Linked DNA regions of Homo sapiens: region 1 is linked to region 2. A link is a contact called in ENCODE Hi-C or POLR2A ChIA-PET data. All regions are on one chromosome and are shown on one strand. Each heading gives the region's core, a stretch centred on a gene start or an enhancer-like site at or near the end of the contact. The rest is flanking DNA. Distances are from core to core; before and after follow the strand shown. Region 1 overlaps LOC105377668 (a long non-coding RNA gene). Region 2 has its middle 55 kb from the start of CHAER1.

Region 1 (6,240 bases), core at 1,047-3,546, 43 kb before region 2:
AAACCACCATGGCACGTGTATGCCTATGTAACAAAACTGCACGTTCTGCACATGTAACCCAGAACTTAAAGTATAATTAAAAAAATAAAAACAACAAAAAAAGCATTTTGTTTTATTTGTCTTTATTATTTATTTATTTTGAGACGGAGTTTTGTTCTTGTTGCCCGGGCTGGAGTGCGATGGTGCAATCTTGGCTAACTGCAACCTCCATCTCCCAGGTTCAAGGGATTCTCCTGCCTTAGCCTCCTGAGTAGCTGGGACTACAGGCACGCGCCACCACGCCCAGCTAATTTTTGTATTTTTAGTAGAGATGGGGTTTCACCACGTTGGCCAGGCTGGTCTCGAACTCCTGACCTCAAGTGATCTGCCTGCCTCGGCCTCCCAGATTGTTGGGATTACAGGCGTGAGCCACTGCACCTGGCCTTTTTTATTTTTATTTTTAAATAATAGACATGGGAGTCTCACTATGTTGCCCAGGCTGGTCTCAAACTCCTGGGCTCAAATGAGGTTTCCACCTTGGCTTCCTGAAATGCTGGGGTTACAGAAGTGAGCCACCACATCCAGCCATGGAGTTTTCTTCCCATAGAATTAAAGTGATCTCAGCATAAAAAAAATTGAGAACCCATGTTCCAGGGCTTCTTTCACCTGTCCCTCTCTAAACTCCTAGTTGAGATCAAATTCCGGCTCATACTGAAATGTCCTCTCTTAGTCGCAGGGTCTTCAAAGAAAATAAAGCATCAGACAAAATATTGAAACCATTAAGCTTCCTTCTACCCCATTCCAGTTCTCATCCACAGTTACTCTCTGACATCATACAACTATGTTTATATTGTATTGTATAAGCATTTAACTGACACACACAATGAATAAAATACAGAAGAAAAGGAACTTGGGGAAGCAAAGACCTCGTTCTCACCTCCTTCTATAATACCCAGATCTAAGCCTCTGTTTCTATATTCTCCATGGTGAGAGGAAGCAACATACCTACACAATATTTAGCAATATGATCAATCACATGTGAAAGCAGTTGCCAATAACGGGACCATTTAGACTGCCAAATTACATAATTGACACATTCTCTCTTTAAAGCAGGGAGTTTTATTTTTCTGTGTTGAAAATGAGATAATATTTAATTTAATGAGTGTCTATAGTTGCATTCACTGCAGTATTTTTTTTTTCGAGACGGAGTCTCATTCTGTCGCCCAGGCTGTAATGCAGTGGCACAATCTTGGCTCACTGCAACCTCTGCCTCCCAGGTTCAAGCGATTTCTGGCTAATTTTTCTATTTTTAGTAGAGACAAGGTTTCACTATGTTGGCCAGGCTGGTCTTGAACTCCTGACTTCAAGTGATCTGCCCGCCTCAGCCTCCCAAAGTGCTAGGATTATAGGTGTGAGCCACCATGCCTGGCCCACTGGCCCACTACAGTCTTCTTTTTTTTTTTTTTTTTTTTGGAGTCTCACTCTGTTGCCCAGGCTAGAGTGCAGTGGCGCAATCTCGGCTCACTGCAATCTCTGCCTTCCTGGCTCAAGTGATTCTCCTGCCTCAGCCCCCTGAGTAGCTGGGATTACAGGCGCGCACCACCATGCCCGCCTACTTTTTGTATTTTAGTAGAGACGGAGTTTCACCATATTGGCCAGACTGGTCTCGAACTCCTGACCTCGTGATCTGCCCGCCTTGGCCTCCCAAAGTGCTGGGATTACAGGCGTGAGCCACCGAGCCCGGCCAAAACCCGCTCCAGTATTCTTAATCCATAGTATTGAAACTACAGGCACATTTTATGAGGGCCTATGATCTAAAGTGCTATCCTTTATGTTTTATATTGTTTAAGAGAGAAACATCAACTCTGTTTCTTAGTATTCTAGCAGATTCAAAAACTGGTTTTCTTACTGTGCAGGGGATCGTGTTTATGTGACATTTATGATAAAATTAGGTTTCATAGTTTTTGTGGCTTTTCTTCTGTCCCCAAGTAAAATTAGATTTCCTTATACGTAGAAAGAAAAAAAATTGGGGGAGGAAATACATTAAAACATTAATGAAATTAAATAATCATACTCAAATTTTCTTCAAGGAGTATACACTATTTTGCTAATTATAATAAAATGGGTCTTATTAAAAATCAGAGTGGGGGAGAGGAGGAAGAAAGGTCTGATTTTAAAAGCCATGAGATGAAGGCACGAGTCAGAAAGAGCCCAGCAATAATCTCTTACAGATCATGACCAAAAATGCTTCCTGGCCAGTGTGGAGACACCAGGGGGCAGTGGCTCCCTGAGAACTGCTGCTGCTCCCAGCTCAGGCGGCTCAGCCTGCAGTCTACGATTCATCGATTCATCGTCACCAAACTCGGGAAAGTTACGTTGCACTTACATGCTGCTTCCGAAGGCTCTTATGCTTTGATTTCTTGAAGGCACCGTTTCTGTGAATAAAACTGAACGATGGTCCGGCGGGGATTAGCATGTAGTTGAGGACCTGGGTGAAAAGATGGGAAATAAAGACAAACCGAAACCATTTTGCCTTCTGGAGTAGGAGTCCAGGAAAGGGATTTGAAAAGCTGCCACGATAGGGTTCAAACTTAGCGGTCCAGGTTGACCTAGTTCCCACAGCCATCAGGAAGAGGGGCGTGCTTCTCTATGGGCAGCAAGTTGAGGAGGAAGTTCCCACTCTTCTTCTCCAGCTTTTCTGCCTCAACACTGCCGCCCCCTGTCCCTCCCCCAGTTCACAATCTTTCATTCTGGCTAAAACTTCTGCCTTTATGCATTACTTCAGGCAATGCATATAACATTCTATCTTTGCTTGGCTATACTGTTTACAAAGTTGTTTATACTTTATAAACCATTTTCATGCGTGTTTTCCACCCATGATTTGAAATGGTTTGGGCTTTCGACTCCCACGTTAAAGACCTTCACTATATTGGAAATAAGTACACCCTAAGTGACTAAAGCTAATACTAGAAACCACTGGATTACTGGACCAAGCCCTAATGACATCGCATTGGCCTGAGAACACTGACCAGGCTGCTGGCTAAAGCTCCTGATGTGGGCAGCGTGGAAGGTCCAGGATCTCAAATACGGAGTTTGGCAGCGAATTTCTTTCTGAAAAGGAAGAGCAAGGCGACACTGTAGAAGCGTTTTCTATTCAAAGACTTTCACAGGCATCTGTGCACATCAAATCGGCAATGAATACGTGTGAGACAGATGACCTTCATTTTCAATGTGGTTTGGAGGTCTTTGGAAGAGTGAAGAATTCCTTTGTTTGCCACAGGTGATTTATTAGGGAAAGTTGTCTTTCTAAACCATATATTTTCAAAAGTTGCAACAAGTCTTACTCATGCAGAAAAATCTTTCAAAAGGAGCATTTGCTACAGAGTTTTTAGGGTAGTGTGGTTTTACACACTAAATAAATGCTTGTAAATATATTTGGGACTTGTAATCAACAGTACCTTTGTTTCCTTTCTTTGCAGTGGATTTGGTGGCTACTGTTACTGTTTTCTTCCTTTTCTTTTTTTTGAGACGGAGTCTCACTCTGTCACCCAGGCTGGAGTGCAGTGGCGCAATCTCAGCTCACTGCAACCTCTGCCTCTGGGGTTCAAGCGATTCTCCTGCCTCAGCCTCCTGAGTAGCTGGGATCACAGGAATGCGCCACCACACCCAGCTAATTTTTGAATTTCTAGTAGAGACAGGGTTTCACCATGTTGGCCAGGCTGGTCTTGAACTGCTGACCTCAAGTGATCTCCCCGCCTCGGCCTCCCAAAGTGCTGGGATTACATAAACAACTAAGGTGCTGAAAGGATTTAGTTCTCAGTGCTGCTGAGCCAGGAGCTTCTCATTTAGACTCTGTTGGGGAAAAAAGCTGGTTCCCAAGTACGTGGCAGCACTTAGGTGGTTTATTATTTGTTGAGCACCAAAGATGTGCTCAGTCCAGTAGGAAAATCACACACAGTACCTTCCATGCCTTCTATAAGCCCGCCTTCCCAGGCATCTTGGCTCACATCAGACAAAGGAGAATAAAATAAACAATTTAGCCAGGGCACAATGCGAAGCCTGGAAAATTGTTTTTTAAATAGAAACTAAATAAATCACAAAATAAATCACAGTACCTTGGACATATTTTATACATTTAACCAGAATTTTGAGTTAATATTAGGTCTATAAAATGGTAGTTAGTAAGGCTAGGATAAGCAATTTCTCTCTGCACACTTTCAAGCTGATTCTTTCTTGTGGAACAGATGTTGCTTCCACCTTCCTCAACTATCTCTATGGCTCCTGCAAAATGTATTTAATATATCCCACTGACCTACCAATGTCTGAGCCTCCATATTTCATCAGTCTTTTAATAAATGGTTGTCTTCTTCACATTCTTCTTTTAACATGCAAATGTCCTATAGAAAGCTAATATATTAAGTTTTTAACACAGGGATGGCAAATTCTAGGCAAGTTCCCAGGCATGCTGCCAGTTGACAGCAGGTGTTACTAATCTATCATCGCATGCTTTCTCACAGAGTCTGGAATTAGCCTTAGAATCCTCAAGGTGGCCGGGCATGGTGGCTCATGCCTGTAATCTCAGCACTTTGGGAAGCCGAGGCAGGTGGATCACCAGAGATCAGGAGTTTGAGACCAGCCCAGTCAACATGGTGAAACTCTGCCTTTACTAAAAATACAAAAATTAGCTGTGCATGGTGGTGGGTGCCTGTAATCCCAGCTACTCGGGAGACTGAGGCAGGAGAATCACTTGAACCTGGGAAGTGGAGGTTGCAGTGAGCCGAGATCGTGCCATTGCACTCTAGCCTGGGCGACAAGAGCAAAACTCCATCTCAAAAAAAAAAAAAAAAGGCCGAGCACAGTGGCTCATGCCTATAATCCCAGCACTTTGGGAGACTGAGGCAGGTGGATCACATGAGGTCAGGAGTTCGAGACCAGCCTGACCATCATGGTAAAACCCAATCTCTACTAAAAAAAAAATACAAAAATTAGCTGGCCATAGTGGCTGGCACCTGTAATCCCAGCTACTCAGGAGGCTGAGGCAGCAGAATCGCTTGAACCCAGGAGGTGGAGGTTGCAGTGAACTACAACTCCAGCCTGGGTGACAGGGTGAGACTCTATCTCAAAAAAAAAAAAAAGGGAATCCTCAACACAGTGCTGCTGGCAGCCTATGCAGGCTAGTCAATGTTGGCATATGAGTAGAAGTCTATATGGTATCCCTCCCTACCTTAGCAGCATAATCTGGATGAGTTGATAATATATTATCTTCATGATCAGGGTTCCAGAAACCAGCAAACTGGATGATAAGGGCATAAGGAGGATAAATATTAAGGTCAATCTTGTTCTACATCACAATTGCATCCTAGGCTTTTTGCCTAACACACACACTCTCTCTCTCTCTCTCTATATATATATATATATATTTTTTTTTTTTTTTTTTTGGAGACAGAGTCTTGCTCTGTTGCCCAGGCTGGAGTGCAGTGGTACAATCTCGGCTCACTGCAACCTCCACCTCCCGGGTTCAAATGATTCTCCTGCCTCAGCCTCCCAAGTAGCTAGGATTACAGGTGCCCGCCACCACACCTGGCTAATTTTTTGTGTTTTTAGTGGAGACAGGGTTTCACCGTGTTAGCCAGGATGGTCTTGATCTTCTGACCTTGCGATCTGCCTGCCTCAGCCTCCCAAAGTGCTGGGATTACAGACATGGGCCACTGCGCCTGGCCACTCTATTTTAATGGCAGAAATAACAAACAAGGGTGGCAGAACTACAAAAGAATACTTTAGGAATATTTACTTTAAAATAGTGAAACATTTTCAGGCCTTTCTAAGTAACTAGCTGTCTTCAAATAGCTCATTCATCAAGGCTTGCACACAGATAGTCTTCTAACCCTAGGATAAGTGAAGCCCACACATAGTGGGCATGAATTGTTAAATGGGGAAGTGTTGAGGAGCTATTGCCAAGGGGAGTTGGATAGTGTCACCCAGAAAATAACAATGAAGTCAATATCTCCTGCACATTGCGGTAGACTTTCCAGGTACTTTGGATGAACTACTAGAATTTGTTCTCCTCTTGTCCCAAAGTCAGTGTACATGACCTCTCTGATATAAAAGCAGAGCAAAAATCACACAGAAAGAAAGAAGCCCACTTAAGAGAGTGGGAGCTACAGCTGGCATGTTACAGGAAGCACCTTGAAAGTGAACAAAGCTCTGATAGATAATAGCAGTAGTTACGGCTGTGAAAGTATAATCAGTCCTATCACCCCC
Region 2 (6,097 bases), core at 3,598-6,097:
AGGAGCCAGGGACTCAATACTGTGACCTCTCTCTTCTCCCAACCTCTGATCTCCTGCTGTTACCTCCCATTTTCCTAACCCAATTCCAACACAGGACCCCAGGGATCTTTGCTGATAGAGTTCAAGAAGATCAGCTCACCAAAGCACAGAGCAGGGAGCAAAGTGGATCTGGTGGGACAGAACGAAAAGTACCCACACACTACCCTTTTCCTCATCATGGCGTAGTTGGTCCTTCAGGGAAGCAGCACCTGCCCAGGTGTAACCACCCAGTGGGTTCTTCCTGCCCCCTGCGCAGACAAAAACCAATTCACTGAGATGACGGCATTGCAATAAAGAAAGAGTTTAATAGACACGAGGCTGATCATGTCACTTGGGAGACAGAGTTATTACTCAAATCGATCTCTCTGGAAATTCAAAGGCTAGGGTTTCTCAAAGATAGTTTAGGGGAAGGGGTAGCTAGGCAATCGTGCTTGCTGCTGATTGGTTGGGGGCGCAATCATAGGGGTGTGGCAAATGGTCTTCATCCTCACTGAGCCCCTTCTGGCTGGGGCCACAGGAACCGTGACCAAGTCCAGGTGGAGCCATCGGTTGTGACATGCAAAAAACCTGAAAAGATATCTCCAAAGGCCAATCATAGGTTATACAATAGTGATGGTATCTGGAGGAGTAATTGGGGAAGTTGGATATCTTGTGATCCCCAGAATAATGGCTGGCAATCATTTATGTCTACACCTTAGCAGAATTCAGGCTTCTCTATCATCCTAGTCTTGTGGTCTCTCATTAGCTTTACAAAGGCGGTTGAATTTTTGGGAAGGGTTGCTATCAATTAAACTAGAAACTAGATGTCTCCCTAGCCGCTGGCAGCTACTGCAAGGTTAAAGCCGGAGTGGACCTGTTTTTTGAAACTGCTGCTCTTTCACTTCTCAGGCATCACCGAGAGCTCAGCACCCAGGCTGAACTCTGTACCATTCAGAAGAATGGAAGCTGATGCATCTGTTGACATGTTTTCCAAAGTCCTGGAGAATCAGCTGCTTCAGACTACCAAACTGGTGGAAGAACATTTGGATTCTGAAATTCAAAAACTGGATCAGATGGATGAGGATGAATTGGAACACATTAAAGAAAAGAGACTCGAGGCACTAAGGAAAGCTCAACAGCAGAAACAAGAATGGCTTTCCAAAGGACATGGGGAATACAGAGAAATCCCTAGTGAAAGAGACTTTTTTCAAGAAGTCAAGGAGAGTAAAAAAGTGGTTTGCCATTTCTACAGAGACTCCACATTCAGGTGTAAAATACTAGACAGATTTCTGGCGATATTGTCCGAGAAACACCTCGAGACCAAATTTTTGAAGCTGAATGTGGAAAAAGCACCTTTCCTTTGTGAGAGACTGCATATCAAAGTCATTCCCATACTAGCACTGGTAAAAGATGGGAAAACACAAGATTATGTTGTTGGGTTTACTGACCTAGGAAATACAGATGACTTCACCACAGAAACTTTAGAATGGGGGCTCAGTTGTTCTGACATTCTTAATTACAGGTAACTTTTAACAAAAGAAGAGATTGATTTTAATTCATATATAGTTGATATTTTTACAAAAGATTTTTGTATTGTAACATTTATTTTATGAAATTAAGGCATTTCGGCTGAGATGTAGAAAGTTTCTCAAAGGAAAAGCATGTTTTTTGAAGCGTGTAATATTAGCGTGATTTTACAGCAAAATCAGATTTATAGATAAAACTGATTTAATAGGTAAAACTGAGTCTCACCGTACTTCTGACTATAAAAGTTTTCAGCTTAACCTATACTATTGACACTAATTTTGTATTAATCTGGAAACTTAAAATGGCAATCCAGTGTTGACTGTTCCCTAATTTAAGCCAGATTACTCAAATGAATACTGACTTAAGTGATTCTCTTTGATAAAATAAAAATTAAAAGCAGACTCTTGCAAAGAAAAAAAAAAAAAAAGAAACTAGATGTCTCCCAAAGTTAGCTTGGCCTAAGCCTAGGATTAATTAAGGGCAGCCTGAAGTCCAAAGGTAAGATGGAGGTTGGCCAGATCAGCTGTCCTTCACTGCCATAATTGTCTCACTGTTATAATTTTTGCAAAGGCAGTTCTACCGGGAGGAGGACTTCCTTCCCACCAGGCATAAAGAAACAAAAGAAGAAAGTAAATGTGTCAGCAGTACTCCTTGAGAATGTCAGTCCAGGCTCCCACATATGGTCACAGCAGATTTAAACTCCCATTTTCCTTTCCACTCCTGGACCTCATGGATCCCCCACTGCCTCTTTACATAGTGGTCCTACATTCTGGTTTGATGAAAACAATTCTAGGCCAGGTGTGGTGGTTCATGCCTGTAATCCTAGTGTTACTGGAAAGGGGTCCTGATCCAGACCCCAAGAGAAGGTTCTTGGATCTCTTGCAAGAAAGAATTCAAGGCGAATCCAGAGTAATGTGAAAGCAAGTTTGTTAAGAAAGCAAAGGAACAGGCCAGGCGTGGTAGCTCAAGCCTGTAATCCCAGCACTTTCGGAGGCCGAGGCGGGCGGATCACAAGGTCAGGAGATTGAGACCGTCCTGGCTAACAAGATGAAACCCCATTTCTACTAAAAAATACAAAAAATTAGCTGGGTGTGGTGGCGGGCACCTGTAGTCCCAGCTACTCAGGAGGCTGAGCCAGGAGAATGACGTGAACCCAGGAGGCAGAGCTTGCAGTGAGCCGAGATCGTGGCACTGCACTCCAACCTGGGCAACAGAGCGAGACTCTGTCTCAAAAAAAAAAAAAAAAAAAGAAAGGAAAGTAAAGGAATAAAGAATGGCTACTTCATAGGCAGAGCAGCGCCATGGGCTGCTCAGCTGCTTACACTTATTGTTACTTCTTGATGATATGCTAAACAAGGGGTAGATTATTCATGAGCTTTCTGGGAAGTGGGTGGGCAATTTCCGTAACTGAGGGTTCCTCCCCTTTTTAGACCATATAGGGTACTTGCTGACATTGCCATGGCATTTGTAAACTGTCAGTGCGCTGGTGGCAGTGTCTTTTAGCATACTAATGCATTATAATTAGCAATATAATGAGCAGTGAGGATGACCAGAGGTCACTTTCATTGCCATCGTGGATTTGGTGGGTTTTTGCTGGCTTCTTTACCACAACCTGCTTTATCAGCAAGGTCTTTGTGACCTGTATCTTGTGCCGATCTCCTATGTCATCCTGTGACTTGAGTGCCTAACCTTCTGGGAATGCAGCCCAGTAGGTCGCAGCCTTATTTTACCCAGTCTCTATTCAAAATGGAGTTGTTCTGGTTCAAATGACTCTGACACTAGCACTATAGGAAGCTGAGGCGGGAGGATCGCTTGAGCTCAGGAGTTCAAGACCAGACTGGGCAACATAGCGAGACCTTGTCAGTACAAAATACAAACAAAATTAGCCGGGAGTGGTGGCATCTGCTTGTAGTCCCAGCTACTTAGAATGCTGAGATGGGAGAATTGCTTCAGCCCAGCAAGTCAAGGCTGCAGTGTGCTATGATCGTGCCACTGCACTCCAGCCTGGGTGACAGAGTGAGACCCTGTCTCAAAACAAAAAATAAAGCAATTGCAAATATTTGAAACCCCCAAAAAGAATGGGGAAGGGGTGAATCCTATCTTTACTTAATATTTTGGTTATTGTTCATGATCAGTTCTTTTGCATTAATTTTGATTTGCTAAAATACTGCATTAAAATACCATTTATCCTAATTACCGAGAGTCTAGGCATCCCCTTCCTTACCTCACCCTAGTCCCAGCCCTTCAAGTGCCTCAATTTATAAGACTTTCTGGTAAGAGCCCTTTAGTGAGCTCACCTGTTGCGTTCTGAATAGGGATCAGTTTTTTAATGTTTTCATATACGTTTTCAGGAACACAGCTAGTATATAACAAAAGGAAGGACTCTCCTGTATATTTTTTCTTGGTGTTTTAAAGCCCATGCATACGAACAAATGTCTCCAATGACACAGAATCTCCAACTCCAGTTGCAAATCCTCTCTCACCCAACAGGCACTCTTTATTCGGAAGAGAACTTCCTTTAACCCTGAGTAGGAACTAAAATTCAAGTCATGTAAAAACAACACTTTTCAAAAGTGCCAGTATTTTGCTTTCTTCCTGTCCTCTGGTATGTGTTCTAAGTGCTTTTTTTAACAAACTAGTCTGACAGAAACCGCAACTGCAGGAAGCTGGAGCCCAAAATAAATAACTATATTTAAAAAAAAACACTTAGGTTCAGCTCTTAAAGAGCTAAACAGGCTCATAGCAAGTAAAACCCAGTCCTCTGCAGTAAAACCACCTCCCTCCCTACCTTATTGCTGAAAGTCAAGCTCCTGCCCTCCTACCCTAGACTTTCCATCCTAAGAGTCCCAGTCCCTCCTACTTTGAAGCCAAACGCATGGCTCCAGAGATGCCTGGCTTCACTCTGCCTCCTTCCTCCTGGAGGGCCGGAGCAGGGGCTTCACACTCACAGGGTGACAGAGCAGCACAGGACAGAATGACTCAGGTGGCAGGAACGCTCTGGTTGCTTGATGAGCAAAGCGTGTGGGGGAGGAGCAAATGGCTTCGACCAAGCAGCAGATGAGCAAGGCAGTCTAAGAGGAGAAAAGGGAATCACATAATTTGTATTTGTACTTTCTTTAAAAAAAAAAAAGACCAAAAACCAAAGAAACAAAGCTCAGATTCTACTTAGCGATCTCAAGACTTGCCCACAGATACTCAACTAAGTGTTTAACAATGTCTACACCCTGTCCAGGCCAGCCTGTGTCTCTTCTCCAGCCCGTAGCTGTCAGGTTGTTTTATACGCTGGTGCCACCTGTGGGGCGTGGTACAGGGGGGCCTGCTGGATTACATCTTAGTGTGTATTTACTACACATGCTGCCTGAACTGCCTGCATTCTGGCTGTGGCCTGGTGTATATCCCAGGCCTTGGGTCATTTCCATCCTACGTCTCCCAGAGCCCATAGATACCCGGGGTGGCCTTTAAAACTGGTGTCAGGCTGGGCCTGGAAAGTACCACCCAGATCCAGAACCAGCCTGCAGAATCCAGCTGCCTGGGGTTTGGGAGGGAAGGCCTTGACAGGCACTAAGCTGGCTGTTCCCTGTGAGTCAGAGCACACTGCACTGGGAGTTACATCCCTTGGGATGGGTTGAACAGTCACAACCAGAGGATACAGAGAGTCTCTTCCTTACCTCCTTCAAGCCAACCACGGGCTTTGTGTATTAGTTTTTTCATGTACAAAGCTGTCAAATAGTAAGGTCGAAGGGTATTCCTTGTCCCCTCTTGCTAATAATGCAGGATTCTAGCCCTCTCTGCTTCTCATCTTAGATATTTCTGAATGCTCACAGGAGTTTATCTTGCATCCTTATGATTAAGTCAGTTCAATTTCAATGTTATGTCCTGGACTCTGCTGCCAGTGTCTGGCACTGCTACCCTGTGCTGCTAAAGTGCAGGGCAAAGTAGGGAGACAGCATCATGGCCCCCTTTTTATAGGTTTCACTCTGTTGTTAGGATATAGGAGTGGTACAGTAGGCCAAAAAGTGACCCCCCAAAAGATATCCACATCAAACCCCTAAATCTGTGAATGTTCCCTTGCTGGGGAGAAAAGGTCTTTGCCGATGTGATGAAATTAAGGATCTTGACAGGAGGTGCTTATTCGGCATTATCCAGGTGGACCCCAAATGCAATCACATGTATCGTTATAAGATAGACACACGGAGGGGTTGGACGTGGTGGCTCACGCCTGTAATCCCAGTACTTTGGGAGGCTGAGGTGGGCAGATCACCTGAGGTCGGGAATTCAAGACCAGCCTGACCAACATGGAAAAACACCGTCTCTACTAAAAATACAAAATTAGCTGGGCGTGGTAGCGGGGTGCCTGTAATCCCAGCTACTCTGGAGGCTGAAGCAGAAGAATCGCTTTAACCCAGTGGGCAGAGATTGCGGTGAGCTGAGATGGTGCCATTGCACTCCAGCCTGGGCAACAAGAGCGAAACTCTGTCTCAAAAAAAAAAAAAAAAAGATAGACATACAGACAAGACACAGACATACTACAGAAGACATACAGAGGAGAAGT

The links. Hi-C counts contacts between places; a loop is a spot of excess contacts on that map. ChIA-PET counts read pairs that join two places held with the same protein, here RNA polymerase II (POLR2A). Pooled maps may share reads with other maps.
Region 1: a map of B cell shows a loop between it and region 2 (7-fold over the local background). The contact joins two enhancer-like sites. A Hi-C loop is called at or near these places in 12 of 168 maps with a recorded cell type or tissue (B cell, CD4-positive, alpha-beta T cell, CD4-positive, alpha-beta memory T cell and 7 more), 27 of 37 single-sample maps with no recorded cell type and 20 of 50 pooled maps. POLR2A ChIA-PET finds 5 or more read pairs at or near these places in 15 of 52 experiments (AG04450, CD4-positive, alpha-beta T cell, CD4-positive, alpha-beta memory T cell and 11 more).

What each region holds. Positions count from the first base shown.
Region 1 is chr4:56,796,352-56,802,591 of GRCh38, reverse strand. LOC105377668 (a long non-coding RNA gene) reads right to left here. Exons shown (of 3, transcript XR_941082.2): 2 at 3,009-3,090; 3 at 1,675-2,467. Among named protein-coding and RNA genes, the nearest start is that of SPINK2, 22 kb to the left of the region's middle. Within about 2 kb of position 2,296, at least 32 of the 41 ENCODE cell types and tissues checked have a DNase peak (open chromatin) inside an H3K27ac peak, as active enhancers do; they include B cell, CD4-positive, alpha-beta T cell, CD8-positive, alpha-beta T cell and 1 more, where a contact is called at or near this core.
Region 2 is chr4:56,756,366-56,762,462 of GRCh38, reverse strand. It overlaps the pseudogene LOC285453. Among named protein-coding and RNA genes, the nearest start is that of CHAER1, 55 kb to the right of the region's middle. RefSeq lists enhancers at 2,099-2,940, 3,912-4,081, 4,212-4,271, 4,602-4,671. Within about 2 kb of position 4,847, at least 26 of the 41 ENCODE cell types and tissues checked have a DNase peak (open chromatin) inside an H3K27ac peak, as active enhancers do; they include B cell, CD4-positive, alpha-beta T cell, CD8-positive, alpha-beta T cell and 1 more, where a contact is called at or near this core.